Linked DNA regions of Homo sapiens: all the other regions are linked to region 1. A link is a loop called in an ENCODE intact Hi-C map of the cell type or tissue named here. Cell type or tissue: natural killer cell. All regions are shown on one strand. Each heading gives the region's core, and the rest is flanking DNA. Links, peaks and the distances in the headings are about the cores only.

What was found. A loop is a pair of places that touch in the nucleus more often than their neighbours do. Peaks named below come from ENCODE experiments on the same cell type or tissue, not always from the same donor. Only the 100,000 strongest peaks of a DNase experiment are listed, where the experiment ranks them.
Region 2: a loop joins it to region 1, with 7 times the contacts of the local background. A loop is called at or near these places in 9 of 110 quality-filtered maps.
Region 3: a loop joins it to region 1, with 5 times the contacts of the local background. A loop is called at or near these places in 33 of 110 quality-filtered maps.
Region 4: it touches region 1 in a loop (6-fold over the local background); 25 of 110 quality-filtered maps call a loop at or near these places.
Region 5: it touches region 1 in a loop (5-fold over the local background); 35 of 110 quality-filtered maps call a loop at or near these places.

What each region holds. Positions count from the first base shown.
Region 1 is chr6:137,704,763-137,710,963 of GRCh38, forward strand. It overlaps the pseudogene PTPN11P3. Among named protein-coding and RNA genes, the nearest start is that of LINC02539, 31 kb to the right of the region's middle. RefSeq lists a silencer at 2,981-3,030. In natural killer cell, for the core only: CTCF peaks have their summits at 757 (motif pointing right), 956 and 3,262 (motif pointing right); DNase peaks (open chromatin) are centred at 749, 3,019, 3,389, 3,939 and 1 weaker place; H3K27ac peaks cover 3,444 bases.
Region 2 is chr6:137,821,411-137,827,611 of GRCh38, forward strand. It overlaps WAKMAR2 (wound and keratinocyte migration associated lncRNA 2), which reads right to left. Exons shown (of 4, transcript NR_049793.1): 4 at 2,259-3,167. Among named protein-coding and RNA genes, the nearest start is that of TNFAIP3, 43 kb to the right of the region's middle. In natural killer cell, for the core only: no CTCF peak of the experiment used is centred there; DNase peaks (open chromatin) are centred at 995, 2,681, 2,821 and 3,841; H3K27ac peaks cover 2,388 bases.
Region 3 is chr6:137,793,331-137,799,531 of GRCh38, forward strand. No RefSeq gene overlaps it. Among named protein-coding and RNA genes, the nearest start is that of LINC02539, 57 kb to the left of the region's middle. In natural killer cell, for the core only: no CTCF peak of the experiment used is centred there; a DNase peak (open chromatin) is centred at 2,381; H3K27ac peaks cover 1,004 bases.
Region 4 is chr6:137,808,659-137,814,859 of GRCh38, forward strand. No RefSeq gene overlaps it. Among named protein-coding and RNA genes, the nearest start is that of TNFAIP3, 56 kb to the right of the region's middle. RefSeq lists enhancers at 2,784-3,043, 3,074-3,193. In natural killer cell, for the core only: no CTCF peak of the experiment used is centred there; DNase peaks (open chromatin) are centred at 2,294 and 2,933; H3K27ac peaks cover 1,156 bases.
Region 5 is chr6:137,972,958-137,979,158 of GRCh38, forward strand. No RefSeq gene overlaps it. Among named protein-coding and RNA genes, the nearest start is that of SIMALR, 30 kb to the left of the region's middle. RefSeq lists an enhancer at 2,578-2,687. In natural killer cell, for the core only: CTCF peaks have their summits at 2,891 (motif pointing left) and 3,096; DNase peaks (open chromatin) are centred at 2,554 and 2,884; H3K4me3 peaks cover 798 bases; H3K27ac peaks cover 2,751 bases.

The sequences.
Region 1 (6,201 bases), core at 605-5,604:
TTCCCCAAGTGCTGGTTCCAAAAATAAGCTCAGGGCTGGCAGAAATTGTTCAGGAAGCTTCTTGAAGTCCCCTCCTTTATTTCTCAGTCTGACTTTCAGCTTGTCCCAGCTACTGTAAGCAGCTTCGGCTTCCCAAGGTCACTGGCAACTCCTACTTTTGCTAATATCCTTGGTTTTCCATGGCACGGGTTGTGACTGTTTTTTAGACTAGTGGTCCCCCAATTAACTGCACCTCCACTTCATACCCTTTTCTTGAATCTGAGCCGGGCTTGTAACTTGTGTAGTAAGTAGAGGGCATACTCCAGCTCTCTTCTGATTAGAAAAAATCCTCATCGTTATCATAATCAACAGAGGGCAGTAAAAGGGATGCTGCGACAATTCTGGACTTAAGTCTTCAGGAGGCCTGGCCACTTCTGCTTTCAAGCTCTTGGTATGTGAGAGGTCTAGCTACCCTGCCAGCCAGCCACTGAAAGAGACAACACAGTGGTCTTTAAATGGTTTCAAATTTTGCTTATCAAAATGTAGTCAACAAAAATGCAAGCCTTCCAAATCCAAATTCTGTCTTCACATAAACTTTCTTGTGTCTGTTCTTCATCTTTCTAGGGAGAGGGTGAAAGTCCACATCTGTGGACTTTCTGTGCTGAAGTTTTCCAGGTTTTCTCATGTGAAACTTTTCTGTTGTATCAGGTCCACGTTTTCACAGACTCCAGCATTGTCTTCTCTCATTTCTGCACAGGGTGGCGCTGCAGTGCAAGGCGGGAGGGGGCTCTGGGCTCCACTTGTCTGGTCTGCTAGAGAATACTTAATATTTTTATATTCGTGCCCTTTCCTCTTGCTTTTCTGCTCTTCTTCAATCTTGTGCTGTAGTGTTTCAATATAATGCTGGACTGCCATATAGATAAATCGGTACTGTGCTTCTGTCTGGGCCATCCCTGACCTCTGAGACTGCACTGTGTGGATGGTTTTGAGAAGGTCAATGTTGCAGTTAATACCTTTCTCTCTGATGATGTCAATAAGACTATTAATCACAATGAACCTCCCTGTATGGCCAATTCCAGCACTGCAGTGGACCACGACCAGCCCTGCATCCATGATGCTCTCCTGCTTATGGTGCACCTCCTCCAGGAAGTCCAGCATGCCCCCGGGGTCACTGGGCACTCCGTGGTCTGGTCAGGTCCGAAAGTGGTATTGCCAGACCGTTCTCGCCATATTCCCCTGGAGTACAGCTTGTCCAACCTTTGAAAACTTAAGTTCTCTTAGCATATAGTCATGAACAGCACTTCCTTTGATGTTCCTAACACACATGACCCCATATTCTTGTAGAGCATCCTCTTCAGACCAGTATTTGACACATTTACTCTTTCCTCTCTCCATTTCTTTCATTGTCATGACAATCACTTGGGAGTTTTCTTGGAACACCATCCAGCAAAAGTCATTCACCATGTTTTGCAGGCAGCCTTGTGTGGCAATGCAACTCTTTTTGGGTTTTGAATTGTTGCACTTGGTTTCAAATTCAGGCATGATGGTGTTTGCACTGATGTAATCTGAAATAGGCTCATTGGGATCATCATCGTGTAGGACAACCCTGGTATGATCAAAGGGCAGGATGTTTTTATATCTATTTTTGTTTTTGTTTTCTTGCCTTTGACCCTCTTTTCGGCTGTAGAGAAGTTTGCACTCCTGTGGTTGTAGTGTCTCAAATTCTTCCCAAAAGCCTTGTTGGACTTTGTCTGTGGTCTCAGCTAATTTGCTTAGTTCTCAAACTCTGCTTTCTATTTCAGCAGCATTTATACGAGTCATGTTAAGGGGCTGCTTGAGTCGTAGTACTGTACCCAATGTTTCCAGCATAGGATTCTTCTTGTAATGTTCCACGAGATCCGTCAAAGAATCAAACCGTTTTCCTCCACCAACGTCGTATTTCAGTTCCTGACAGCGAATCATGACATGGGTCACTTTACACTTGCTGTCATTGCTCTCTTTTTTGTCATCACTGGTGCGCACAGAGAGAACAAAATCTCCAGGGTGGCTCTGGCTCTCTCGTATAAGAAAGCTACCATGTTTTCCTTTTTCAGTTAATTTCTCTGCTTCTTTCCCAAAGAGGTGTCCGTGAAACCATCTTTCAGAGGCAGGATCCGCACAGTTCAGAGGATATTTAAGCTCAACAACATCTCCATTCTTCTCTTTTAATTGCCTGTGATGTTCCATGTAATACTGGACCAACTCAGCCGAAGTGGCAAACTTTTCCCCCCAAACGGGTCCTAGTAATCACCAGTGTTCTGAATCTTGATGTGGGTGACAGCTCTATTTCTTCTAATGGAACATGTGAAGTCTCCAGGGGTACTTTTACTAGGCCTTGCCAAAAAACTGCCATCAACTCCTCTTGTCGACAATAGGTTTTTCTGCCTCCACACCACTGATATTTGGGTGAAACCATTGTCTCCAAGCCTCAGTTTCCTCCTTTCTTTTCTTTCTATAAGATAAAGATAGTAGGCTGGGTGCAGTGGCTCACGCCTGTAATCCCAACACTTTGGGAGGCTGCGGCAGGAGGATCGCTTGAGTCCAGGAGTTCGAGGCCAGCCTGGGCAAAAAAGCGAGACTTTGTTTCTACAAAAAATACAAAAAACTAACCGGGAGTGGAGGCTGAGGCGGGAGGATCACTTGAACCCAGGAAGTCAAGGCTGCAATGAGTCATGATCACCCCGCTGCACTCCAGGCTACTTTATTTTTATTTTTAATGAACAGGGATCTTTTTAAAATGGAAGTGGTTGGTCCTTGATGTCTGGCTTCCCTTGCTAATAAATAAACCCAGAGAACTATTTGCAATGGTGTAGCATTTAGAATCAACAGGCTTCAAAACAGAGAGGGTCTATTCTGTTTTGTTTTGAAGTCACCCTTTGCAAAAAACATATGGTAATCTCGGGCAGCCCATGAAGCAATCGGCAAGATCTGAAGGATGAGAACAGTGTGTTCTTTGAAATCCCTCTGACAAGCAGACAGTCCCTCCTTCCCTCAAACCATCCTCAAAGGGAAGTGTGTCGGCTTGGGCAGTAATGAGACGGTGTGGGAATTCCCCTGTCCCCTTGGTTCACTTTACAGACAAAGTTCATTAGGGTTAAAGATGGGTCATTCCCATCCACAGATTCCTTCACTTGAAATCAAGACTTCTTGGGAAATATAAATTTGGAGAACAGGTAACAGTGAACTATAGTTCCCCCCAAAACAAATTTTTTAAAAATCAGGTGGTATTAAAAATTGCTGTTTCATGACATTACCAATAGATGGCAGCACGGGATTCATCTTCGCCCATAAGCAGCTTCACCCCTGCTTTTCCTGGCGAATGTTCACTGACAACTCGGCCTCAGGACTTTGACGCTCTTGGTGTCATCAGAGAGCAATTTGAGGTGTGCAATAAAATCTTTGGGTTCCCCGCCCCGCCTTCTGTAGGTGACCTCAAACCACAATCACCAATCGACTGCGGTGCTGTGACCTGGAAAAACAGCAAGGAAACTAAAAACAAAACAAAACAAAACAAAACAAAAACCCATCCTGTGAGCTCTGCAAAGGAGAACAAGATCATGGCACACAGGCAATTAGCAAACTAAATTGAAGATGAGTTCTGTTAGAAGAGTCAAAAAACAAAGAGAACAATTTTTGTGAATTGCGTTTTTAAGATCACTGCATCCAAACACTGGAGCTTCAACATAAAGACTCCTGAGCCATGTATTCTGACTTGACCCCTGCAGTTCCTTCCAGTTCCAAAAATCTCTGATCTGTGAATAGAAAAGTTCCAGCAGATACGTTTCTAAGAGCATGAAATTATTTCTAGATACTAGTCTAGTACCTACATGTATTAAAACACAAAAATAAACAAACAAAAAGACCTTCATGCTAATCAAAATATTTTTTAACAGAAAGGAAACCAAAACCTATTGGACCCAGCCCACAAGAACTGTGTTTTTTCCAATGCACATAGCAATAGAGTCATGTTTTGAAAACCAATTATGTAGGCTATAACACCCATTGTAGAAAGAATAGAATAGAATAGAACAGATCAGAATGCATCACAGTCTGCAGGGTTGTAAAGTAAAATTTCTTGCTTTACATCATGGGCCAAAGAAAACTTGCAAAGCTCTATCATGGAGAACAGCATCTGTCTTCAACCTTTGTATCTTCCACAGCCCAACACCAACAAGCTCCTCACCATCAAAACATCTAAATGGGCAAATAGAACTTTTGGTGGGTTTGAGTGGCACCAAGCATCAAGCTACATTAATACTCTTCTCAATCACTGTCATACAAATATGGAGAATTCGGTTATTTATCATCATTTTCTGCATATCCATACTATTCCAAGACAATCCCAATTTCTGGCTTTTTGTTCTACTCTTCCATAAGCATATTCATAGTGATAATGTTGTATGTCCTGAGTTTCAGTTTGGAAAATATAGTCCCTGGTTAAATCAATGGGCATCGGATAAAAACTTTAATGTCTAAAGGGGCTGGGTAGGTAGAATCAATGAGTGAAGCAAGCCAGGAATAACAAAGGATTAAAATGTGGATTTTACAGGAGATGTATACATTTTTTAAAAGTTAATAATAACATTAAAAAAGGAAAGTGACATTGTGCGGGAAGAAGAAATTAGGTCTTCTATGGACTGAATTTTATCCCTTCAAAATTCATATATTGAAGTCCTAGCTCCCAATGTGACTATATTTGGAGACAGGTCTTTAGGAGGTAGTTAAGGTTAAACGAGGGCATAAGGGTGGGGCCCTAATCCTGTATGACTGGTGGCCTTATGACCTTATTATGGAAGGAAGAGGTCTCTCTCTCTCTCCCTCTCTTTCTCTCTCTCTCTGTGTGAACGTGCACCAAAGAAAGGCATGTGACCATGTTGCAAGACGACAAATGTGTGCAAGCCAGAAAGACAGCCTTCACCAGGGAACCGAATTAGCCAGCACCTTGATTTTTGACTTCCCAGCCTCCAGAACTGTGAGAAATAGATTTCTGTTGTTTAAGCCACCCAGGCTACGATCTTTTGTTACAGCAGCCTGAGCAGACTAACGCGAAGGCTTAGGCCTGGATGTGCTCAGGGCCCTCCAGGGGGCAACTTCAGGTTGAATGAAGCCCTGCAGATTGAAGGAAGCACAAACTCATTGGGGTTAATATCTGATGTCATTTAAGTATCAGTCCTCATCAGGGCTCTGAAGTCCTGGGGCAACCTGTAACAGGATATTCATTCATTAAACAAATGTTTCAGGAGTACAAGATTGAAACTAGTTTGACTGTGAGTCAAGTGGGCCAAAGAACAGCTACTTGGAGAGCATAGAAAGAAAAGTGAGCAATTCCAGAAGAATGGGTGATCTCCAGAATTTCAGAATGAGCATCTAAGCACTCCCACACCCATGGGCCTGGGAAGAGATTGACATCAGCAGGGCAGGGACCATAGCATGGGCTTTCAATTTCACCTTCTCATCCTGCTCCAAGTCATTTTCTCTCCTGTTCTAGTACAATTCAAATATTATTTGATTTAAGCCTCATGGTTTTCAGAATTTCTTTCATTTTTTTCAATAATTATTTTTTAAGTACACATCTAGGTACATTGGTGAAGAAAACAAATGAAAATTCTTGTGTTCATGGCACTTTAGTTAGGTAGATAATAAAGTAAGTAGAAAATGTGAGATGGCAGAAGGCCATAATATGCATTGGTAGTATTGTTTGAGAATATTCAATTCTGCTAAAGAAGAAATCAACTGAAATAAGTGAAACTCATGTTTAAGTATAGGAAGATCAGTTAGCAGCATGAGAGACAGGTTAGAAAGATCAAGTGGGTCATACGTATACACACAGGAAGAGGAAGGAAGGGCAGCGCCAGGATACCTGAGATTCATAACACTGTAATATATGTGAGACACTCGATATTCATGAGTTCTTTATTTGGCTACTCATTTGTGAAATTTATTCTGACCTTGAGTGACCTTTGCCCCCAAAAACCAAATAGAATCTTGCTGCTCAGCAGGTTAATTGGCAAGCACCAGCCACGCCCATGTGCTGGAGCCTCATACCGTTTCCACCTGCTGAGACTCCATGCTGAAAAGTTCAATGCTAGGCCGGGCACCGTGGCTCACGCCTGTAATCCCAGCACTTTGGGAGGCCGAGGTGGGCAGATCACCTGAGGTCAGGAGCTCGAGACCAGCCTGGCC
Region 2 (6,201 bases), core at 700-5,699, 120 kb after region 1:
ACTGCAGGTTGGGAGGAGATATACATTGAATTAAGTAATTATTACACTTGTTACAGGAATGCATAGCAGAGGCACCTAACCAGAGGGGGGTGACATTTAAACTAACTCCTGAAAACTATGTGAAAGTAAGCAGAAGGGGATGGCAGATGAAATATTCTGATTAATACTTCAAGAAGCAGAAACAATGGGAATAAAAGAATCTTGCCGTTTCAAGGAAGTATCATAATGTGTTCCAGAAAAAGGAAACAACATATTGCAAGTCCAGGAGGAAAAAAATTTGACCTAAATTAAGAGTGTCCTCATATTTCAAAGTGGCGATGAAGAGAGTCCAAGCATCTGTTGGGAAGATGAGACCTAGCAGGAAACACAGTGGAGTTGCTTTCCTCCTCTTCTTCTGATTAATTTCACAGGTTTTTCACATTTTTAGTTTAAATGTCACCTACGCTGGTTAAGTCCCCTCTGCTATGAACTCTTGTAGCAAATGTCATAATTACTTGATTAAATGCTTATCTCCTCCAAGACTGTAAGTTCTGCAAGGGTAAGAATTATATCTGCCTTGCAGATGGGTGTGGTGGCTCACACCTGTAATCCCAGCACTTTGGGAGGCCGAGGATCACCCTAGGCCAGGAGTTCGAGACCAGCCTGGCCAATGTGGTGAAATCCCATCTCTACCAAAAGTACAAAAATTTAGTTGGACATGGTGGTGCACATCTGTGGTCCCAGCTACTTGGGAGGCTGATGTGAGAGGATTTCTTGAGCCTGGCAGGCGGAGGTTGTAGTAGTGAGCCAAGATTGCACCACTGCACTCCAGCCTGGGTGACAGAGCGAGACTCTCTCTCAAAAAAAAAAAAAAAAGAATTTTATTTGTCTTGTGTTTGGTTTCTGTTCTAGATCAGTGTTTGACACATATTAGGTGCTCATAATGGTGTTAGGGAGTGACCCACCACCAGGAAGCACATGGGAGGATGGCTATGTGGCAGTGTTGAGGGACACTGAATCCGAAGTGCTGGGTCTTGAATTCATCAGTAAAAACATGAAGACCTGGCCCATCAGGAGGACCCACAAGGGAATGAGGAAAGGTCATCGTGTTGGACACACATCTATGGTCTGGGCCTGTCAGGCTCCAAGGGTTGTGGTGTGTGTGCACTTGTATCTCCAAGAGAACGGGAGTGACATCCCCAAACACAAATGAGGTTAACTTTTCTAAGGAACATTGGTTAGTGGCCAGGCGTGGTGGTTCACACCTATAATCCCAGCACTCTGGGAGGCCGTGGAGGGTGGATCACTTGAGGTCAGGAGTTTGAGACCAGCCTGATCAACATGGTGAAACCCCATCTCTACTAAAAATACAAAAATTAGCCAGGCATGGTGACACATGCCTGTAATCCCAGCTACTTGCGAGGCTGAGGCAGAAGAATCGCTTCAACCCAGGAGGCGGAGGTTGCAGTGAGCCGAGGTCACACCACTGCACTCCAGCCTGGGAGACAGAGTGAGACTCTGTCTCAAAACAAAACAAAACAAAACAAAAACCAAAAACATTGGTTAGTGTAGCCAAGAAAGATTTTTGACTTAAAAAATAAATCTGTTATCCATGCAGTGTGTTGATGAAAAAAAGAAGATAGTATGTGTTACAAATAAGATAAATATTACATAACCATTTGTAAGATTATTTATGAAGAGTTTGTAATGATGTGGGAAAGAGGTTATGATATAAAGTTAAGCAAAAGAAAAAGTAAATGCCAATTATAAAAATAGTATATTGTTAGCTTTGCTTAAACATATATACGCACACACTATCCGCAAAAAGCAGGAATATACTTCACTCTGTAAGTGGTGGTTATCTCTGAGTGACATTTTACAGGATGTTCCCCTGCTTTTTTTTTACTGTAATGTACATTCCAAATTATTAGATTAGTATATTTACTTTTACAAATGGTGATTATACATTTTAATAGTTTCAGAATGTTAAGATCTTAAGAGACTAAGCTTAGTTCTATAGCTAGCACATAGTAGCATTGCATAAATATTATTCAATCAATTAATGAAGTCATCACTTCATCGCAAGAGTGTACACAAAGTATTAGAACTATTAAAATGTTTGTGTGTGCACCAGCCCCATCAATTCTGAACAACGCCCTATGCCCTATCTGTCATAATTATATATTCTTATTTTTGGGGTCCTCACTCCTTAAAGCAACATTGTTGTTTCCTTCATTGCTTCTCCCCAAGCACAGAAGCAAAAAAAAAAAAAGAGATCATTTATTGTTTTAAAACCTTCATTTATTTTGGGATGTCACTACCAATTTTTCAGGCCTTAGACATGTAAGCATGCATTTCTACTTTTTTAGATTTTGAATCATGTAGAAATCTAGCCAAATTAATTGAGAATACTCTATTGAATAAATCAACAACTTTACTTCCAGGGTCCTGTTAACCTAAGCTAAAGATAAAAAAGCAGCAACAAAGTGCCACTGTTATCTGGTTAAAACTGACAACTGTAAGATGTATGGATGATTTTCTACAAGTTTAGAAACAGGAAACAGTGCTTGCTGCACTTGCCACAGGGCATATAAACTGAGAAAGTTATGTAGAAATTCAAGATCAGAGGATGAGCGCAAGGATGATCTTTGAGAACAAAACAGTGAACAGAGCCCTTTGTGGTGGCAAGCAGTGACGTGAGGTTGTGTTTATGTGAATACAAACCCTCTCCTCCCAAGTCTGGTGACTACAGTGTTTTCTTCCCACCTCGTTGTTAATTGTGGAAATCTGGCTGTCACTATTAACATATCAAACAGAGGTCTTGATATTATCTGCAGCTGATCATTTGTTTAGGTTTTACCCGCAGGAAAAGTCTGGTGGCAGCCAGTCCCAGGACAGCCACGCATGACGCACAGAAGAGTCCTTATAGTTCCCCTGGAGGGGGTGATGATGCAGGCAAATGCCACGCCTGATCCCTTTGGGTCTCCGTGGCAACAAGGCTGCTTGTCAGACTAGATGATAATGAGCCATGATCTGGAAGAGGCTTATTCCATAACAGGAGGGAGGTTTCAAAGGTAACACGTCAACAGCAATGCCTCGGCAACAGCTGTTTGTTATTGTAGTCGTCAAGGACAGAAAAAGGACAAGGCTGCCAGAAGATGTTGCATATGGAACAGAAGATTCTTGCCCTGGAAGAAGGAATAGAGGAGATGTAAATATCCCTTCTTTCTTGGGGGAAGGAAATAGATGAACTGTATGCTAAGTTAGAGCCTCTCTTTATCTATAAATGATCTGTTGGTTAAACAGGATACCTCCCTTCTGAACATCTCAGCACCCCATCAAGAGAACTTCAGGTCTCTGCCATTTAGACGTGTCATTTGTAAGTAAAATAAATCAGGGAAGTAATAGGAGGAAAGCTAAGAATGAAAGGAATTCATCACCACTGCAAATTTGTCCCTGAAGCAAGGTGAGTCCCTGCCCATCTGGCTACACCAGCTCTTTTTTTTTTTTTTTTTTTTTTTTTTTTTTGGCCCTTACTAGACCCCACTTGGGATTTTGTTGGCATATTTGCTTGGATGTCTATCTCCTCTGTAGTTCCTGAGGTCAAGATTACAGTCTCTTTTTTTTTTTTTTTAGTTTTTGTATCTATGGTGCCTGGCAAAGAAAAGAAGCTCCATCAATATTTACCAGTTGCTGGTGGCAATGGTAATGGTAGTTGTGTAGAAGGTGGGAAGGATAGAAGTATAGCTAAGTGACGGGACATTCTATTTCTACACCTTGTTTAGCTATGGAGGTCTCTGGAACTAGCCAGGCTAGCCAAGACTGGGACTTCTTGTGTCTTCTCCAAGAGAGGCAGAATGAGCCTAATGGTTTAGAACGTGGGCTCTGGAGCCAGACAAGCCAGATTAGAATCCTGACTCTACTCCAAGCAGTGTGAGCTTTGGCAAGTTACATACCCCATCTGTGCCTCTGTGAGGATGAAACGAGTTCCTTAGAATGATGCCTGGTACCCCAGAGGAGCTATTCAGGTTCAATTGACTCTGTTTCTAGTATTACTGCTCAACTTAGGAAGAAAAGAAGTGCAGAAGAGGAGAGGCTTTTGCTTCAAATTTTGAGTTTCACATTTAACCTTGCAGTTTTATCCCTGGGGAGCTTCTGCCTGGATGGAGGATGAATCTGGTATCTAAGCTCCTCCTTAGGGCTGTCATTTAGACCAGTGCCAATCCCTAGGAGTGCTTCTGATTTCCTGCTTATCTCCTACAAATGTACAGTTAAGTCAATTCAAAAGAAAAGATAAATGGTCCAAACAAATCCATTGTAGCATACTGTAATTCACTGTCCATGGGGCAATTCATTTGCCCTTGAATTATTATTATCTTCCTTACCTGATGTGCTTGACACTTATGATCTTGAACCATGCTGGGCACCATGGCAAATTTTGATATTTGATATCAAATATCAAAATATTTGATATTTTTTCCTTGATGCTTTTGAAGACACCTCCTCCATAACCACGATCAGCGACCAACACTCAAAAGGCTGAGGGGAACTGAAGCCAAGTTAGGGAAACAATGTAAATGCCTGGCTGGTTAACACGTGGATATCCAAAGAGTTGTTGGGTCTTCTCACCTCTACCCTCATCTGCCGTGAGCACACAGTGCTCCACGGATATATTCAAACTTGAATCAGGCCAGGCACGGTGGCTCATGCCTGTAATCCCAGCACTTTGGGAGCCCAAGGCGGGCGGATCACAAGGACAGGAGATTGAGACCATCCTGGCTAACATGGTGAAACCCGGTCTCTACTAAAAATACAAAAAATTAGCCCCGCATGGTGGCAGGTGCCTGTAGTCCCAGCTACTCGGGAGGCTGAGGCAGGAGAATGGCGTGAACCCGGGAGGCGGAGCTTGCAGTGAGCCGAGATTGTGCCACTGCACCCCAGCCTGGGCGACAGAGCAAGACTTCGTCTCAAAAACAAAACAAAACAAAACAAAACAAAACAAAAAAACCTGAATCAATAAGTGAGGAATTTTATGAAATGCACTCTTGAAGCCAATGAAATAAGGTCATCCATAACTATAAACCAGCAGCTAAATATTACGTAAGCATGGGACTTGGACTCTATTTCATTTAGACCACCTGAAGCAGGTTCTCTTGGAACTGCAAAACAAAAGAAGAGAGAGAAAGAAAGACCACCATTGTGATGGTTTCCAGATAGGCCTAATCAAAAGGTTGAAAATTTCTACCAAGAATATTAAGTCATTACAGCAGGTACCTTTTCTAATTAAAATTGTATTCCCACTGCATGGCTGCATCCTAATAAACTGAGAGGCATCAGCTAGCTACCTTATCTTTCATACCAGCTGTAAGTATGCTGATATACATATGTATATTATATTTGTATTATGTATAATATCTATATGCTATATGTATATATAAAGTATAGCCCTTAAAAATTATTTCAAAGTCACACAATCATCTGAGTCACACAAGCACATAGAAAAAGAGATAAAGGTATGTTATGTAACTCACCTCCTGTATCCAGATAAGTCTTCAGTCAAACAAATACAATTATTTGATATTTTTTCCTTGATGCTTTTGAAGACACCTCCTCCATAACCACAATCAGGAACGGTCTGTATTTCAGCAGTCAGGAAGTTCTTTTTTTTTTTTTTTTTTTTTTTTTTTTTTCAAATAAACTGCTTATCTTAGAATGGTTTTAAAATTACAGAATTAATGTAATTAGTGCAGTAATGTAATTAGTGCAGTAATGGTACAGAGCGCTCCCTACCTAATACTGAGTTTCCCCTATTGTTAACATATTACATTAATATGGTACCTTTGTCATGACCAATGAATCAGTATTGATACATTATTTCCTCAGCTTTTCCCTAATGTCTTTTTTCCTTTTTCTTTTTTGAGATGGAGTCTCACTCTGTTGCCCAGGCTGGAGTGCAGTGGCACGATCTCGGCTCACTGCAGCCTCCACCTCCTGGGTTTAAGTGATTCTTCTGCCTCAGCCTCCCAAGTAGCTGGGATCACAGGCGCCCGCCAATACACCCAGCTAATTTTCGTATTTTTAGCAGAGATGGGGTTTCACCATCTTGGCCAGGCTGGTTTCAAACTCCTTACCTCAAGTGATCTGCTTGCCTCAGCCTCCTAAAGTGCTGGGATTACAGGTGTGAGTCACCGTGCCCTGCCCCTAATGTGCTTTTTCTATTCC
Region 3 (6,201 bases), core at 438-5,437, 88 kb after region 1:
AAAGGTAATGAGGGCACAATGGCATTAGACCCTGATGGCCTGTTATGTCCATTTCTTTCTTTCTTTCTTTCTTTCTTTCTTTCTTTCTTTCTTTCTTTCTTTCTTTCTTTCTTTTTTTTTGAGATGGAGTCTTGCTCTGTCCCCCAGACTGGAATGTAGTGGCCCAATCTTGGCTCACTGCAACCTCTGCCTCCCGGGTTCAAGTGATTCTCCTGCCTCCGCCTCCTGAGTAGCTGGGACTACAGGTGCACACCACCATGTCCGGCTAGTTTTTGTATTTTTAGTAAAGACGGGGTTTCACCATGTTGTTCAGGCTGGTCTTGAACTCCTGACCTCATGATCCACCTGCCTCGGCCTCCCAAAGTGCTGGGATTATAGGTGTGAGCCACTGCGCCCAGCCCATTTCTAAATTATAGATAGACTTGCCAGACAAACCAAATACATAGTCACTGACAGAGTATCTTCTTTTCAGCCACATGCTTTTATGGGTCTTTTTGTCATCTGTGTCTGCTGCTGATTAATTCCCTATCTGGTTGACATTTCTTTTTTCTCTGTGTTCCTATGTTCTGTTAAGTTTACCAGTAGTCATTCAATAGAGTTACTCTCTATGGCTGTGCTAGTCTGGCAAGCTCCTTTCTGAATTTCACTCATCAAATGCAGTCTCATTGCAAGTTGTTAGAGAGCATTTCCCCAAGTGCCACCTACATTCCAAAAGGATATGAAGATATTTGATGAAAACCTGCAAACCGTGTGGTTTGGTGATAGTCGGTGTCTCTTGGGAGGGGCAGAGCTTCAGAATAGGAGAGAGAAGGCGTCAGTCACCATGATGATTGTGTATTTGTGGGGGTTTTTTACGTAAAGGAATATTTGGCTGCAGGATCACTAAGGTGTGACGATGGAGGAAGAAGGAAAGAAAAAAGATACTAATCAACACCTGTAGGTTGGAGGTGTGGCAACCACGTAGTAGTTCTTGATAGCTTCCGACTGAGTGCAGTCTTTCACTGAGCCCCTATCACGTTCAGGGTACAGAGCTCTGCTCTATGAGGCTTTCAGGGACAATGAGGACTACTTGTTACAAATGATTAATGAACTTTGCTCTTCTTGCTTGGCCAGTACATCAATTTCCCCTCATTGGCCTGGAATATCTAGAAGTAAGGAGGGATACAGGGGAGATTAAGGGGATTGTTAGAGAAGGAATCCAGTGAACTAGAAGATAATAATCACATTCCGGCATTCCATAATAGGACTTTGCAGCATGACATTAGCTTCATAAACTTGCCGAATACCTTGACAAAAGATTGTTTCTGTGTCTTTATCTGCTCTTTAGCTTACAGACAAGTTTGCCTGACCAACCAGATCACAGAGTTCTGATAAGGTAATTCAAGAACAGGAAGTGGGTTAGTGAAGGCCAGTGTGTGAGGTGGCGAAAGGGGACTGTTTCTTTTGGACCCCAGAGAAGTGGGAAGAAAAGGAGGAAGGTGGGGGAGGCAGGAGAGCCACATGAATGTCCCATTTGTCCTTTCCTGACTTTTGGCCTAGAGTAGGAGTATATCCAGCAAATTTTTGTTATTTTCCATAGTTATACTCATCACGGTCACTGCTGTAGGAAACCAGAACACATCATCCCCAAATATGAAGAATTGTTGAGCTGAAACAGTTAAGAAGTGGATACAGGAAAGCTCTCTACCCTCTCTCTGTTGACCTAAAAGCAGGACATAGTTTTTCAAAGATAAAAGGCATCTTCCTTCCTCCCTGCCCCCACTGGGGAGAACAAAGGTAAACACTGAACACAACTTTGGACCCTTATTGGCCTGAAAATGGTATCAGAGGAATCTACATTAAGGGCTTTACTAACTGGCCTTCATCTGCCATTAATTTGCCTTCCCCCAAACTGCCACCCCTAGAGACTCAAAATCCTTTTCCTTTGTCCTGTCACTTTTCTAAAAATTTAGTGTTCTTTGATGAAAATGCTATGTGAGCTGGAATTAAAAACCACCCCTTTGAGAACTACTCATTACCTGGGTGTCACCCATGTACATATGAAATTTATCTGTTAATAAACTTTTGTTTGTTTTTCTCTTGCTAATCTGTCTTTTGTTATGGGGCCAGAACCTATGGGGATTAAAGAAAAAAATTATTCTTTCCCTCCACCACAAACACTGAATTAACAAATACTAAACTATTGTTCTCAAGAGAAATACACAGTTGTGTTCCTGTGAGCCTCTGTTCACAGCATTTTTTTTCTTTTTAAATAGACTATTTTTTAGAGCAATTTTAGATTCACAGCAAAGTAAAGCAGGAAATACAGAGAACTACCATTTACCACCTGCCCCTGCCCCTTTCCCTGCACTGCCTCCCCAACTATCAACATCCCTCACAGAGTGGTATGTTTGTTGCAATTGATGAGCCCGCATAATCACCCAACATCCGTGGTTTACGTTAGGGTTCATTCTTGGTGTTTTACATTCTATGAGTTGTGGCAAGTGCATAATGACATACATCCACCATTATAATATTGTATTATACAGAGTATTTTCATTGCCCTAAAAATTCTCTGTGCTTTGCCTATTCATCCCTCACTTCTCCCTAACCCCGGCAACGACTGATCTTTTTACTGTCTCCATAGTTTACTTTTTACCTTTTCCAGAATGTCATATAATCAGAACCATACAGCATGGAGCTTTTCATATTGGTTTCTTTCTCTTAGTACTATGCATTTAAGATTCCACCATGTCTTTTCATGGCTTCACAGCTGCTTTCTTTTTAATGTTGACAAATTTTCTAATGTCTGGGTGTGCCACAGGGTTTTAGATCAAATTGTGTCCTCCCAGAATTCATATGTTCAAGCCCTAACCCTCAATGGGACTATATTTGGTGATAAGGCCCTTTAAGGGAGTAATTAAGGTTAAATGAGGTCTTATGATAGGGATTTCATTGGATGGGACTGGTGTTCTTTTTTTTTTTTTTTTGAGATGGAGTCTCACTCTGTTACCCAGGCTGGAGTGCAGTGGCATGATCTCAGCTCACTGCATCCTCCGTCAAGTGGGTTCAAGCCATTCTCCTGCCTCAGCCTCCAGAGTAGATGGGATTACAGGCACCCGCCACTGTGCCCAGCTAATTTTTTGTATTTTTTTTTGTAGAGATGTGGTTTCACCATGTTGGCCAGGCTGGTCACGAACTCCTGACCTCAGGTGATACACCCACCTTGGCCTTTCAGAGTGCTGGGATTACAGGCATGAGCCACCACACCCAGCTGGGACTGGTGTTCTTATAAGAAGAGATACCACAGAGCTTGCTCTCTCAAGAAAAGGCCATGTGAGGACTTAACAAGAAGGCAGCCATCTGCAATCCAGGAAGAGAGCCCTCACCAGAACTGAAATCGTCTGAGGCCTTGATCTTGGACTTCTGACTGCCAGAACTGTTAGAAAATAAATTTTTGTTGTTTAAGCCACTCAGTCTGTTTTATTTTGTTATATTGGCCTGAGCAAATACACACGATTTATCTATTCACTTACTGAAGGATAGCTTGAGTGCTTCTAAGTTATGGCAATTATGAATAATGCTGTTATAAACATTCACGTGCAGGATTTTTGTGTGGACATAAGTTTTCAACTCATGTGGGTAAGTACCAAGAAGTGAGACTGCTAGATCATATGGTAAGAGTGTTTAGTTTTGTAAAAAAAAAAACTGCCAAACTGGCTGTACCATTTTGCATTCCCACCAGCAATGAATGAGAGTTCCTGTTGCCCTACATCCTTACAAGCATTTGATGTTTTCAGTGTTCCAGACTTTGGCCATTCTAATAGGCATGTAGCGGTATCACACTGTTTTTTTGTTTTGTTTTGTTTTGTTTTTTGTTTGAGATGGAATTTTGCTCTTTTTGCCTAGGCTGGAGTGCAGTAGCACAATCCCTCTAAGTATGATCCCTTTAAAAGAATTCTTATACATGTGTGGGTAGAGGCTGGAGGTATGTATACATGCATGTACATAGACAGAGGGAAAGATGCCTGCATGCCTGTTTTCGTTTTGAGACAGAGTCTTGCTCTGTCACCCAGGCTGGAGTGCAATGGCATGATCTCGGCTCACTGTAACCTCCGCCTCCTGGGTTCAAGCAAATCTCCTGCCTCAGTCTCCCAAGTAGCTGGGATTACAGGCATGCACCACCACACCCGGCTAATTGTGTATTTTTAGTAGAGATAGGGTTTCACCATGTTGACCAGACTGGTCTCAAACTCCTGACCCCAGGTGATCCACCTGCCTCAGCCTCCCAAAGTGCTAGAATTATAAGCATGAGCCACCGCACCCGGCCTGCATTGTTGTTTTAAATTGCAATTCCCTGATGACATATGATGTGGAGCATTTTTTTATACGTTGATTTGCTATTCGTATATCTTCTTTTATGAGGTCTATATTCATGTCTTTTGCCCTTCTTTTTCAGCAGGTTATTTGTTTTCTTATTGAATTTTAAGAGCTCTTTATACATGTATTAGTTCATTCTCACACTGCTATAAAGAAATACCTCAGATTGGGTAATTTATAAAGCAAAGAGGTTTAACTGGCCCATGGTTCTGCAGGCTGTATAGGCTTCTGCTTCTGGGAAGGCCTCAGGAAACTTACAATCATGGCAGAAGGCAAAGAGGAAGCTGGCACATCTTATAGAGCTAGAGCAGGGGGAAGAGAGACAAGGGGGAGGTGCCACACATTTTTAAACAACCAGATCTCCTGAGAACTCTGTCATGAGACAGCACCAGGCGGATGGTGCCAAACCATTAGAATCCACTCCCATGGTCCAATCACCTCTCACCAGGACCCACTTCCAACATTGGGGATTACAATTCAACATGAGACCTGAGTGGAGACACAGATGCAAACCATGTCAGTATATTTTGAATAACAGTTCTTTACCAGATATATCTTCTTGCAAATATTTCCTCCCGGTCTGCAACTTTTTCCTTCTCTTAACAGGGAGTAAGTATTTTTAATTCATTAATCGATCAGTATATAATCTTGTTTTATGTGTGTGTCTATTTTTAAACACCTTACTTAATAGATATTATTGACTCAGTAGCACTGAACTCATGGCCAGTAACACTATAACTCATGTGTGATTGTAGCTTATCTAAGACATGTTGTCTCAATCTGCCCGGGCTGAGCTAATAAAATTCCACAGACTCTGTGGCTTAAAGAGCAGAAATCTATTTTCTCAAACTTCTGGTGGCTAGAAACTCCAAGATCAAGGTGCCCACAGGTTTGGTTTCTGGCAAAGGCTCTCTTCCTGGCTTTCAGACAGTTGCCTTGTCCACATATGGCTTTTCCTCTGAAGGGGGGAGATGGGCAGGGTGGGCAGAAGAGAGAGAAAGCTCTTTTTATAAAGACACTAATTTTATCAGATCAGGGCCCAATTTATGACCCCCCCCCCAATAACCTGATAAGGCCCATTCTTTTAACCTTAAAACCTCTTTAAAGACCCCATTTCCATATACAGCCAAACTTGGGCTGGACCTTCAACATATGAATTTGCAGGGACACAAACCTTCAGTCCATAACACGTCTTTTCTCTGTAAGGTCATCACAGCATTCTTCAGCTTAGGAACACCAAACATCACTTCTGCACTATGGCGGGGAGCCATTTGAAACAGTAAAGTCACAAAGAAAAAACCACAAAAATGAAAACATGGGCAACTAAGGAGGCAGAAGGACTTTTGTTTACAGGATGAGAGCTGAAACAAAAAGGCAGAGCCTCACCTGGTGCGACCTCAACTGGAAAAGTGCATGAGTGACTCAAATTTTTTACCACATCATGCATGTCTATGAATGATACAAAAGCACAAGTTTTGATTTGGGGGTTAGAAATAAATTTTAGCAAATAGGCAAATCTACAAATAATGAGGATCAACTGTATATTTTTTGGATACATTGAGAGGATCACCCAGGAGACGGGCTGCCATAAATGCCCATTTGGATGGTAGGGAGAGGATTACAGTGAAGACAGGCCCACACCCACATGTGATCATCAGGTGCTTAAGAGGGTGGAAGGACATGAGCAGACAGAAAGAGCTAGCTGGCAAGCTAGCTGGCAATCTGGAGCTTCCCTTCATTCTCTTGCCCCACTGGATGCTGAGATGAAAGCCAGAGGACTTGCCACAGGGTCTGGATGCTGAGATGAAAGCCAGAGGACTTGCCACAGGGTCTGCTGAGACA
Region 4 (6,201 bases), core at 735-5,734, 100 kb after region 1:
CAAGCATACACCACTGTTCTGCAGAGGCCATGCTTTACTCAGAAAAAAAAAAAAAAAAGATTTAAAAAGACACTTGTGTGGTCTGAGGAGCTGAATGCTGGGGGCCGATCAAGGGGTAGGTATGGACAGCACTGGCCACAGAAGGGTTCCCCCACGACAGCCCCACGGCAGCCTTCCTGGGCTGTGGAAAGGAGCCGAATGAGAGGGAGGAAGATGGGGAAGGGCCATCATAGGGCAGTCAGAGAGGTCTGGGGGTAATCTGTGAGCACAGTGTAAGCCAGGAAAACAGCCAGTCTTTCACAGACTTCCAGTCATCTAGAACTGGAGAACCAGCCTGGGGCAACTCCCACGGTCTCACGTGCTGCAATATAGAAATAAGACAGCAACAGGAGGATGGGGTGGGGGCAGGAGGGAGGATGTAGGTGCAAGTAGGACCGTCCGAGTAGATGGGGACAGGGTGCAGAGTCCAGGCCTACACGTACAGTGTAAGCAGGCCCCTGACATCAGCCAGGAACTCCAGCTCAGCACCTGAGGTGCATGGGGCTAATCACTCCTCTGCGTACAGCAGAGCTCAGAGAGCAGGCTCCTCAGGAGAAGCCATGAGTCTGCAGAGGGCAACACAAGGTCAGAGCCCCTCCTCTCTCTGCCAGCCCACAATTCTCTCACCTAGGAATAGAAGGAGGAAGAGAGGAACTCTTGGGAGGGGAGAAACTGCCCTGGAAGAGGGTTTCAACTTTCAATGGACTGAATATTTACCCCCAAAGAACTATTTTAGCCCAGAAAGACTGGAAATTGTCAAGAAAATTGTCAAGAATGGAAATTGTCAAGACACTGCTGTCAATGAAAACAGGGGCTCCGGGCAAGATGAGCTCAGTGAAGGAAAATAAAGATGCACTTCTTTATTTTTTATTTATGCACATGTGATTCATATGTGTGAATTTTGACCCCACTACAAATACATCAATTAGTTTCCTATCAATATGTTAAGAGAAAAAAATGCTTCCCACTCCCCAAATTAAAAGCAATGATTACCAGATTGTGTCTTAAATCTAGAAAACGTCCCCATTCAATATATGTGCTCTTTATTATGGGCTCCCCATTCAATACTAGGCTCTTACTGTATACCATGCAATGTGCAAGCTCCGTAAGTTCAGATTAAACATGTAATGTTCATATAGGACACTGAGAGCAAACAATCTTCACAGCCAGAGAAAACAAAAAGATCCTTAGAAAGATTATACCTGCAGCCTGGCCAACATGGTGAAACCCTGTCTCTACTAAAGATGCAAAAAAATTAGCTGGGCTTGGTGGCGCGTGCCTGTAATCCCAGCTACTCAGGAGGCTGAGGCAGGAGAATCTCTTGAACCCAGGAGGCAGAGGTTGCAGTGAGCTGAGATCGCGCCATTGTGCTCCAGCCTGGGAGACAGGTGAGACTCCAAAAAAAAAAAAGAAAGAAAGAAGGAAAGAGAGAAAGAGGGAGAGAGAGAGAGAAAGGGAGGGAGGAAGGAAGGAAGGAAGGAGAGAAAGAAGAAAGAAAGACAGAAAGAAAGAAAAGAAAGAAAGAAAGAAAAGAAAGAAAGAAAGAAAAGAAAGAAAGAAAAGAAAAGAAAGAAAGAAAGAAAGAAAGGAAGAAAGAAAGAGAAAAGAAAGGAAAATACCTTTATTAGTTAGAATATTTTAAAAACAAATGTCCTCATCCTGCTTCTAGCAAGACCCCAGAGCAAGCTGATGCAAGTGCTCATTGGTCACCTGCATGTTGCAATTTGATATTTACAGTTAGCACCCCTACCTCGAACTCTTCCTCATAACCTATATATGGCTGTTTAAATTACCATTTTAGTCCTTAAAGTCAAGCAGTATCTGTATACGCAAAATTATATTCCTAAAATCATCGTACGTACGTTACCATTAACAATAGCTTAAGGTTATTACGTGAGTTATAGTTTACACTGAGATTCACAGAATTATTTAACCTGGATGGCAGGTTGGACGTATTTTGCACCCATTTTGCAGATGAGGAAATAGAGGCACCTTTGTTCAACAGTCTTTCTCAACAAAGATTAACCCAGATCTTTAGACTTGTGGACCTGCACCACCAGCCCATTCAAATATCTGCTTGCCTGCTGCCATTCCTAGGATAACTGATTTGGACTTTGCTACTTATCTATAGATTCTTTCTGCTTTAAAAGTGTAGCATAGCTCTAGATCCACTGTTTGCCCAAAAACTTCCCTTATCTACCTTGCCCACACTAAACTCCCCTTTCTCTGAATGCCCACAACACATCCTCTTGACATTGCTATTTTGTAATCCATCATGTTCTTCCTTGAAACAACTCTTAAACTCTTACTTACCTTTCCAAATGCTTACATCTTGTTGCCCCCAACTAGATAGAGCTCCTCAAGGATCTTTTCCTGTCCATTTGCCCCATACTCCCTTGCAGACTTGGCACACAAGTTCTCATATATTTCTGGTTTTATTGATTAACTAAAACACTTCAATTTCTCTCCCTAAACCTCTGGGAAAAGGGAAGAACTCCCCAAAGCGGACAACCACACTGACAAAGCCAATGTTCTGCTTCACAATTCGGCATGTGACCGTCCCTGCCAAGACCCCAGAAATTAATTTATTATTTAACCAAAGCCAGTGATTATTGCATAATTTCATCCTTCCAATCAAGAATGCTGCTCTTTATTTAATGACTGAGACCTACTTACTTAGCTTCCAAATATGGTAGTAATTACTTGATATACAGATTAATGCATTCCCAGGCTAGTGCCTTGCACAGAACTATCAAATATAATTGGGGTTTCTAACCTTGTGACACAGCCCTACAAATTGCCTTCTTTATTTCCTTTTCTTAAAAAGTACGTTCAGTCTACTCTGGACTTTCCCATCTGTCGTCAGGTGACTTCCTGCTCTGTTAGCTGACCGTGAGTCACGTCGTTGCTGCACAGCACGTTCAGTGAGGCTGCCTCTGCGTGTGAGGCGACCAGGAGAGGAAAGGACAGACTTGAGCTATCAGACCTCTCTCCTGGTGGGATATTGTTTGTTTCCCCTACCCTGTTCATTTAAAACCTCTCAGTTATAAGCTTTGCTCCTCAGTTTATGCCTCTGTGATGATGCTTCAAGAGACAGGGAAACCAGTTTCCTACATTCCAAAATAAAAATGACATTTTAAAAAGTCTATCCTTTTAGGCAATGAATCATTTATCCGGGCAACCCCTTTCGTCAAGGGTCTTCTTCCTTTCAGCCACATTTCGGGGATGTCTTCTGTAAGGCAAACGGTTGTGACCAAGTGCGTACTCTGGAATCCAAATGATGCAAGTAGAGTTGAAAAGGAATTTCAAAATTACAGGAAAGGAGCTATGAGGGTAGAGAGGATGGGTTTAAAATACAAATAAGGAAACTTTGTGGATTGGGGAAGTCATTGGAGCAAAATAATGGGGAAGTTGGAGGCTCAAGAATAAACAACGTCTAGAAAGTTAGAGGAGTCTGGAGGGCACTTTTGCCTTCTGCAAATATCTTGTATATTATTTTGCTACGTGGGGGCTTAAATTCATTCTCATTAAAAGAAGATAAAGGAACAGTAACACTAGCCTGTCTCATCTGATGTTTTTAGGTTTGTTTGTTTTTATTATTATTATTTCTTTTTAGAGACAGGGTCTTGCTCTGTTGCCCAGGCTGGCATGCAGTGGCATGATCATAGCTCACTGCAGCCTTGAAATTCTGGACTCAAGCAATCCTCCCACCTCAGCCTCCCAAAGTGCTGGGATAATAGGCATGAGCCGCCATGCCTAGCCTGTTTTTAGTTATTATTTATTTTTTCTTTTTTGGGACAGGGTTTCACTATTTGGCCCAAGCAGGCTTAACACACTTCCACTTAATATGCTAATAAAGTAATCAGTATTTGGATAAAAAGTTGGCTAAACATAGAAATAATAATCTAAACTCAATGTAATAATTTACAGATCATTTGGGGATTCTAAACAGGACACAGACATCTATTAGCTGAATAATAACTAGCATGTGTATAGCCAACTTCTTTATGCCAATCTTTCTGGATTGGTGATATTATGGATTTGTGTTGGAGAAATAAATGTATCCATTAACATTTTAGATCAGCACTTTTAAGCCCCAAATAAAAAAGGATATGCATTGATTAGGGTTGTATCTTTACAACATTCAATGAAGTTATTCTTGGCATCCTGTTTTGGAGAAATTGGATCTGCACTTGTAGGTATGTTTACATGTCTTCTTTAAATAGAAGATTTCAGGTTTTTTTTTTCTTCTCATAAGGCCTAGTGATATATGGGTGCTCTTCAAATGTTCATTTTATAACAGTTTAAAAATCTCAGTAATGTAGAGTGGGAATCTAGTACTATTGAATTAAATTGGAAAGCTCTGCATTTTTATTAAGGAAAAGCTTCACCAATTATTTAGAATGAATTGCTCCAAGATTCTCCATTGGCTTTCATTTAGGAAGACCCTGTCATAGGGTTTGGACATCGTAGTTGTTTCTGGATTACTATGGAAATATGATGGTCATTCTCTAAGGCTGAACCTATTATTCCTAGAAAGGAGGTGAGTAATAACATCTTCAACTAAAATCAATGTGGAATCATAAGGAAAAATCTTGTGAATCTTTCAATTAAGAAGAAATCACCTTTTAAGGTAACATATTCTGTAGACAATTTTTCTGCCTTCTTCAATATGACCTTAGAGGGCTAGTTCCAGTGACTAAACCCCCAACCAGGCAAAGCTAAAATTCTGTCTTGACTCAAAAGCAGAATTCCACTACCTGAGTCACCTACAAAACTTCAACAGCACCCTGGATTTTCCTGAAAGCATCCCCAGCCAAGGATTGAGCAGGTTTAGGCATGTTCTCTTATGAAACCAGCTGATGACACAGTTACAGGGACTATGGCTCAAAAGTTATGGGCTGGGTTAGTGCCAACCCTGGTATAGTGCCCTCCATTAAGTACTGAGAATGCTCATCTCTAAATATCAAGACACTGTTTGAGATGAAATATCTATGTGGACTGCTCATGGCAAACACACCACTTTTAGATCTATCCTTTCACGATATGAAGTGTATTTCATCCACGTTGGCTTAATTCCATCCAATTCCCATGAAGTACATGTTCATTTTCAGCTGCATTTGCTCATTTGCTTTTAATACTTCTTCTCTCTGGCTCGCTTCTAGGTAGAGAATCATTTCTTTTTTTATATACTTTAAGATTTAGGGTACATGTGCACCACGTGCAGGTTAGTTGCATATGTATACATGTGCCATGTTGGTGTGCTGCACCCATTAACTCATCATTTAACATTAGGTATATGTCCAAATGCTATCCTTCCCCCCTCCCCCAACCCCACAACAGGCCCTGGTGTGTGATGTTCCCCTTCTTGTGTCCATGTGTTCTCATTGTTCAATTCCCACCTATGAGTGAGAACATGCAGTGTTTGGTTTTTTGTCCTTGCGATAGTTTGCTAAGAATGATGGTTTCCAGCTTCATCCAAGTCCCTACAAAGGACACGAACTCATCCTTTTTTATGGCTGCATAGTATTCCATGGTGTACATGTGCCACATTTTCTTAATCCAGTCTATCATTGTTGGACATTTGGGTTGGTTCCAAGTCTTTGCTATTGTGAATAGTGCCGCAATAAACATATGTGTGCATGTGTCTTTATAGCAGCATGATTTATAATCCTTTGGGTATATACCCAGTAATGGGATGGCTGGGTCAAATGGTATTTCTAGTTCTAGATCCCTGAGGAATCGCCACACTGACTTCCACAATGATTGAACTAGTTTACAGTCCCACCAACAGTGTAAAATTATTCCTATTTCTCCACATCCTCTCCAGCACCTGTTGTTTCCTGCCTTTTTAATGATCACCATTCTAACTGGTGTGAGATGGTATCTCATTGTGGTTTTGATTTGCATTTCTCTGATGGCCACTGATGATGAGCATTTTTTCATGTGCCTTTTGGCTGCATAAATGTCTTCTTTTGAGAAGTGTCTGTTCATATCCTTCACCCACTTTTTGATGGGGTTGTTTGTTTTTTTCTTGTAAATTTATTGGAGTTCATTGTAGATTCTGGATATTAGCCCTTTGTCAGATGAGTAGATTGCAAAAATTTTCTCCCATTCTGTAAGTTGCCTGTTCACTCTGATGGTAGTTTCTTTTGCTTGCAG
Region 5 (6,201 bases), core at 594-5,593, 270 kb after region 1:
TACACTGCATAGCCCCAGGAAAGGTGGAACAAACCATGGGTAATTTCAGTACAAAAGACAGGAATAAAAGGAAACCCTAATAACCATCTTTGGACATATGGTAAAAATGTTTAATGTTTCTTGTCTCTCATTTCTAGCAGACTTATAAAAAATAGATTTTTAATTGGTGTTATCAGATTAATTTCTAATAAACATTATTTTCTAAACTGAAGATTGCAAATTCCACTGCTTAGAGGGGCTAAGCAAATAATTAAGAGAAGAAAGAAGAGGGTAAAAGAATAGGGCATGATGTGGATACTGGTGAACTGGAAAATCCAGACCCCGTTCATGAGAATAACTCCTCCTTGGCTTCAGCCAAGAGTCGAGACTCAGGAATGTAGGCCTGATGTTGCCACATCTTTTTGTTCAAGAATGTTCAGAAATCCAAATTCTTCCCCCCGCAAACTTTCCAATTTTTAAAACTTGAGCCAAACAAAATACATTATTTTGGCCTTCCAATTGATGACCGCTGGGTTGTATTCAAGGCCCCTGCCCTCTGTTGTCAGCTTCCTTTTTTAGCCTGCATCACTCTCCTTTCTCAACATAGGTCTTCCTCTCCTTGTAGCCATCTTTATCTGATTAGTCAGTTCAGGCTTCTATAACAAATGATTGCAGACTGGTGGCTTCAAAACAAACATTTATTTATTGCAGTTCTAGAGGGTGGGAAGTCCAAGATCAATATGCTGGAGGATCTGGTGTCAGGTGACGGCCTGCATCCTGGTTTGCAGATGGCGGTCTTCTCATTGTATCCTCATATGGCAAAGAGTTGGAGCAGGGGGTGGAGGATGGTGCTAGCTCTTCTTATAAGAACACTAATCCCATAATGAAGGCTCCAACCTCCTGACATAATTACTTCGCAAATGCTCCCTCTCCCAATACCATTACATTAGGGCTACGGTTTCAAATATAAATTTTGGGGGGAACAAACATGCAGTTAATAATAAAACCCTATTCCGGCAGCACCCTTGTGCGGCCAGTGTTCCATTGAAGATTGCCGCTTTATGCCACAGAACCCATCTCATCCCATCTCTCCAATCCTCGGTTCTTTAAATACATACAGATCAAGACCCATCATATCCTCATAATTTCTCAGACCACTCTTATCTACAGCAATGCATCTTAACAATTTTTATGGCTTTTGGATTAAATCATCTATTGCCTTATGACATTGGACAACTTTCCTATGTACGTGTATTGTTTCCCCAACTAGATTGTAAGATTTTCAAGGGTTAGTGGCCAGTACTAGAGCACATACAGTTGTTGGTGTTAGAAAGATTGGGTTTTAATCTGGTTTTGCTATCTATTAATGTAACATTGAGTTAGTGATTAAACTTCTCTCAGCCTCAGTTTTTTTCTCTATAAAATGCAAATAATATTTCTCCATAGAGATGTTGCAAACTTTAAATGAAATGAATAGAACATGGACATCTTGATGAATAAGAAAAGTACCTGGCAATTAACAACGTAATTGTTTTTATTTCTGTAAAAATTCTTACTGCTTTTCATCCCCTGTGATGCTTTGTGTAAGTTTTTGCCCAACAGAATATTTATAATAAGCATATGTTGTTTTCTGATTCATATAAGAGAACGTTGTCTTTGCTACAATAAGGGCATTTTATGCCTGGATTTAATGTTTGGAAATCTCCAACATAGATTTGAAGAGCACACATATCTCTGATGATTCAATAACAATTTTGCCCATAAACAGGACAGTAAGACAGAGAAAACTTTCAGAATTTCCTTCATTCTTGTAATTAGAGTTTATCTAAAACACTGGTTCTCAAATGGAGGAAGAGGGGAGTTTGCTCCCCAGAGGACATTCAGCAATGTCTGGACACATTTTTGGATGTCACAACTGAAGGACGTTACTAGCACTGAGCGGATAGAGAGAGGCCAGGGATTCTGCTAAATATCCTACCATAAGAAGAACAGCTCCCTGCCCCCTAAAAAAAGAATTATTTGGCCCAAGATGTCATTATCGCCAAGGCTGAAAAACCGATCACCATTCCTAAGATCTCTCCCATCCCAGAACTCCCTGCTAAGTCAAATTAATTAGACTGAGGAGAGAGCAAGTTGGTGACGGACCTGAAGAATAGCCCACGTAAGTGGTGGCTGGTCAGTGCAGAGTCAAGCCGCCAGCTCTGGAAGATCTCTTCCCAGCTTGCAGACTTCTGGAAGCGCTGAACTGGAGGCAGCCTTCTCGTTTCCATCACAGGAAGCCATTGCTGTCAATGTGTGTCTGAATACCGTTTATTCCCTTCTTGAGTAATTTCACTTATTTCCCTACACAATGTAAACATGGAAACCAACATTAATGACCTCTTTGAAGGATATTGAAAAAAATCAGTTTTGAATGCAAGCTGGGAATTATGCTAATGTAAGACTTACTTAAAGGGACTAGAAAACTTTGTAAATGTAAATTCATTCTCATAGTTTCCCAAAGAGACAACTGCTTTCATAAGAAGGTCAAATGTCTGTCTTGCACTCACACATCGAGGCTGTGAATAAATGTGGTTATAGCACTGGTTTCCTCCCTCGGAAACTTCCTACATCAGCAGCTTGGTTCTTTTCTTTAGTTAAATATGATCTAGTTGGAGGTGAAGTGTTTTTCTTTTTGCTTTTACTTTCTTTTTAAATTGCTTTCCCTCCCTCAATTTCTCCAGCCCTTTTTTCATCTTTTACTTCATTGCTTTCTCTCATACTTTATTCCTTCCTTTCTTTACAGTTGTAGGAACAAGAAGAAAAATTCTCAGTTATGTTTGCTTTCCAGGCCTCTATTCATTAATACCTGGGCTTTAAAAGGTTTTTTTTCTCTTCTCTTTTATAACATCATGCTGCCATCCTGTGGCAAATTTAAATATTCAGCTAGTCAAAGAAATGCAGCGTTCAAAAATCACTTAAATACCTGAAAATACACAACCATGCAGTTGGAGCCTCAGTCGACCAAGAGTGGATGCCATCTAACATTGTGATTTAAATCCCAAGGCCCAAAGCTATATTTCTCTTTTCCCTGAAGGCTGTGATTTCTCCCAGGAAGGAGGCATACTTTATTTCCAAACTGAGTATAGAAAAATCCAAGTATAGAACAAATTTGGTACGTAGGCCTATGGCATGTTTGAGGTCCTGAGAAGGAACTTCTGTGGTTTTGAGTGTTTAGAGTGATTTTCTCTCAAGTCGCTGGTGCAGATTCAAGATCTGCTATATTAACATGAGGGAACTGCCCAGGTCAGTCGTGGCGTTGATGTCAACCTACATGAGTAGCCAAAAGTCAAATACTTTGGGAAAGACAGAACACAACACAAAAAAGTTAGGGTGATTATTTTTAAAGATCAAAATAGTATTTGCTCAATAAACAAAGCAAATGTCTATTCCATTCTTGTAGCGGGGGTGTGTATCCTCACAAAATGCACAGTTGATATTTAATAAAAGTTCTCAACCATCTGGATTCCTCAAATGATGCTAGACCTCAAACCCAGCAGGTCCAAGATGGAATTCATTCATCCACTTTCTCATTACCAGCCCCCACATATCACCACACTCACAAGTGTGCACTCACACTCACACACACACCCTATGTCAGGAAATGGCATTACCACCACCCAGCTCCTCAAAGCAAAACTCTAGGTGGCCTCCCTGAAACTACCCCCCACCCACCCCACAATCCAGCACTAAGTCCCTTTAACTTTGCCTCTTAATCTCCTCCTTCCTGTCCCCTTCATCCCAGCCTCATTGCTGTAACCCTAGTCCAAGTGACCAACATCTCTGGCCTAGTTTAGAAGCCTCCTTTCCCATCCTGCCTCCCTACACACACAGACACAAACATATGCACATACACACACACAGACATACACAACATAGTCTCCACACTGCAGCCAGAAGATCTCTTTAAAATACAGATCTGACCACGTTACTGTCTTTAAGTCCTTCAAGAGCCTCCCTTGTCCTCAGATTAAAGTCCAAAACCTCTACCCTGGCCCTGAATCCCTGTCTGCCTCCCCAGCCCCTTTTGCCCCATCTATATTTGGTTATTTAAAGCAATCTCTATTTTCCCTGTTACGAGAAGGTAGACGTTATGGACATTGTGTTTGCTACATAGTTAATGCATTGACTTAACCTACCTCTACACATAGCTTTGAGCAAACGTGAGAGAATAGAATATTAGCATGAGGAAGACAATTGGCTCACTGCCCCAGGTTCCAGGTAAGCACCAGACCCAGCCTGGGGCACTTGCTGAGGGTCCCTTAGCTGGTCTAATGGCAGACGTGGAATTAAAGTCCAGTTATTCCAACAACCAACTCTGAGCACTCTCTGTGGTATAAGGAGGGGTGGGACGGGTGTTTCCTTTGGCGCACATGTTGAAGTGAATAAGGGTTGGGGAATTGGGTGCAAGTCTGGTTCTCAGTGCTTTCATTAGCCTGAATCACCTGCTGTTTCCCTCTGCTTGCTTTCTTTTTGTTTGTTTGTTTGTTTGTTTGTTTGAGACAGAGTCTCACTCTGTTGCCAGACTGGAATGCAGGCTCACTGCAACCTCTGCCGCCTTGGTTCAAACGATTCCCCTGCCTCAGCCTCCCAAGTAGCTGGGATTACAGGCGCCCACCACCAAGCCCAGCTAATTTTTGTATTTTTAGTAGAGATGGGGTTTCACCCATGTTGGCCAGGCTGGTCTCAAATTCTTGACCTCAGGCGATCCACCCTCCCAAAGTGCTGGGAGGATTACAGGTGTGAGCCACCGCGCCCGGCTTGCTTGGCTTTTTAACTCTGAGTTCTGTGGCACTCTTTGTTTAGAAACCCTAAACAGTTCGATTCTATGATTGTGTCGTTTTAGGGTGACCATTACAGAGTGGTTTTGATATGCTCCAGAGAAAGGAAAGAGAAAGAAAACTAATGTTGTTATTCCCAGAGTTCACAGCCATTCTAAAACATTTGTTACTCTCCGCAGTCCAAAGATGAGGAAACTTCTTACTTCTCTGGACCAAAATATCCTCATCTTGGACTGGGGAGAGCAACAGATGTTTTTAGATACCAATCTTGATCTCCAGGGAGTGTGTGTCAGACCTCACAGATGGAATGAGGGGCTCTTAGGAGACATTGCGGGGAGTGGGAGACTATCTGATTTTTGCTATTGAATTTGGTCTTGGGAATTGGCTAAAAGCAGAATTTTCCATTCCCCATCACAGGCAGAAGCACAAACCATAAGCTGGACCAAAATTATACAAACTTTTGTTAGGATTCTAGAAACTCTGTACTATGCTAATTTTTGTTATCTGTATTATATTTGTTACTTGTCTTACATATTTGTGATAAGCAATAATTCCTTTAAAATCAAAAGGACCTAATGACTTATCTTCTGAGATGACTAGGAAGGGAGGGAACGTGGGGAAGGAGGGGACCTGGCCCTCAAGGGACAGTAAAGATAAGGAGGACTGAGTCACCGGAGCCTGCTGTAAAGGAAGAACGAAAGAGCCTAGAGGTATGTGCTTGAAAAGAGGCCCTGGGCTGAGTAAGAAGCAGAAAAGCTGTATGAAGTTCTCTGACAGGTGCAGGGCTGATGAGGGAGTCACTGTGGTTCACACCTGGGTGGGAACAACTAATATACCTTTCAAAACCTTCTTCCCATAAAAGAAGAGTTGGTGGATGCCAAGTTTGCTATATGAATGGCATGCTGACTAAAAAGGGCCAGGTTCATCTGAGAGCATGACTGTTCCTGTTCAGGGCCACCTGGACAGTGGTCCGAGGCATCTGATAAATGTGCAGGAACATGTCACTTATTCTTCACTCATTTTTCTCCTCTAAAACCGAGGACTAGTAGCCACCAGTCTGGGCAACTGGTACAAAGGTGAGTCACAGTCATCAAAAGCCGTAGGCTGTATTCCGCACATTAATCTTTTACCCGCTGTGTTGCATTTATCATGCACCATACATTTAAGGGAAGTCATTTTTGAGGCACGCCAGTGTTAATCTTTCTTTTTTTTTTTTTTCTGAGATGAAGTCTCGCTCTGTGGCCCAGGCTGGAGGGCAGTGGCGCGATCTCAGCTCACTGCAACCTCCACCTCCCGGGTTCAAGCAGTTCTCTGCCTCAGCCTCCTGTGTAGCTGAGATTACAGGTATGTGCCACCACGCCTGGCTAATTTTTGTTTTTGTTTTGTTTTGTTTTGAGATGGA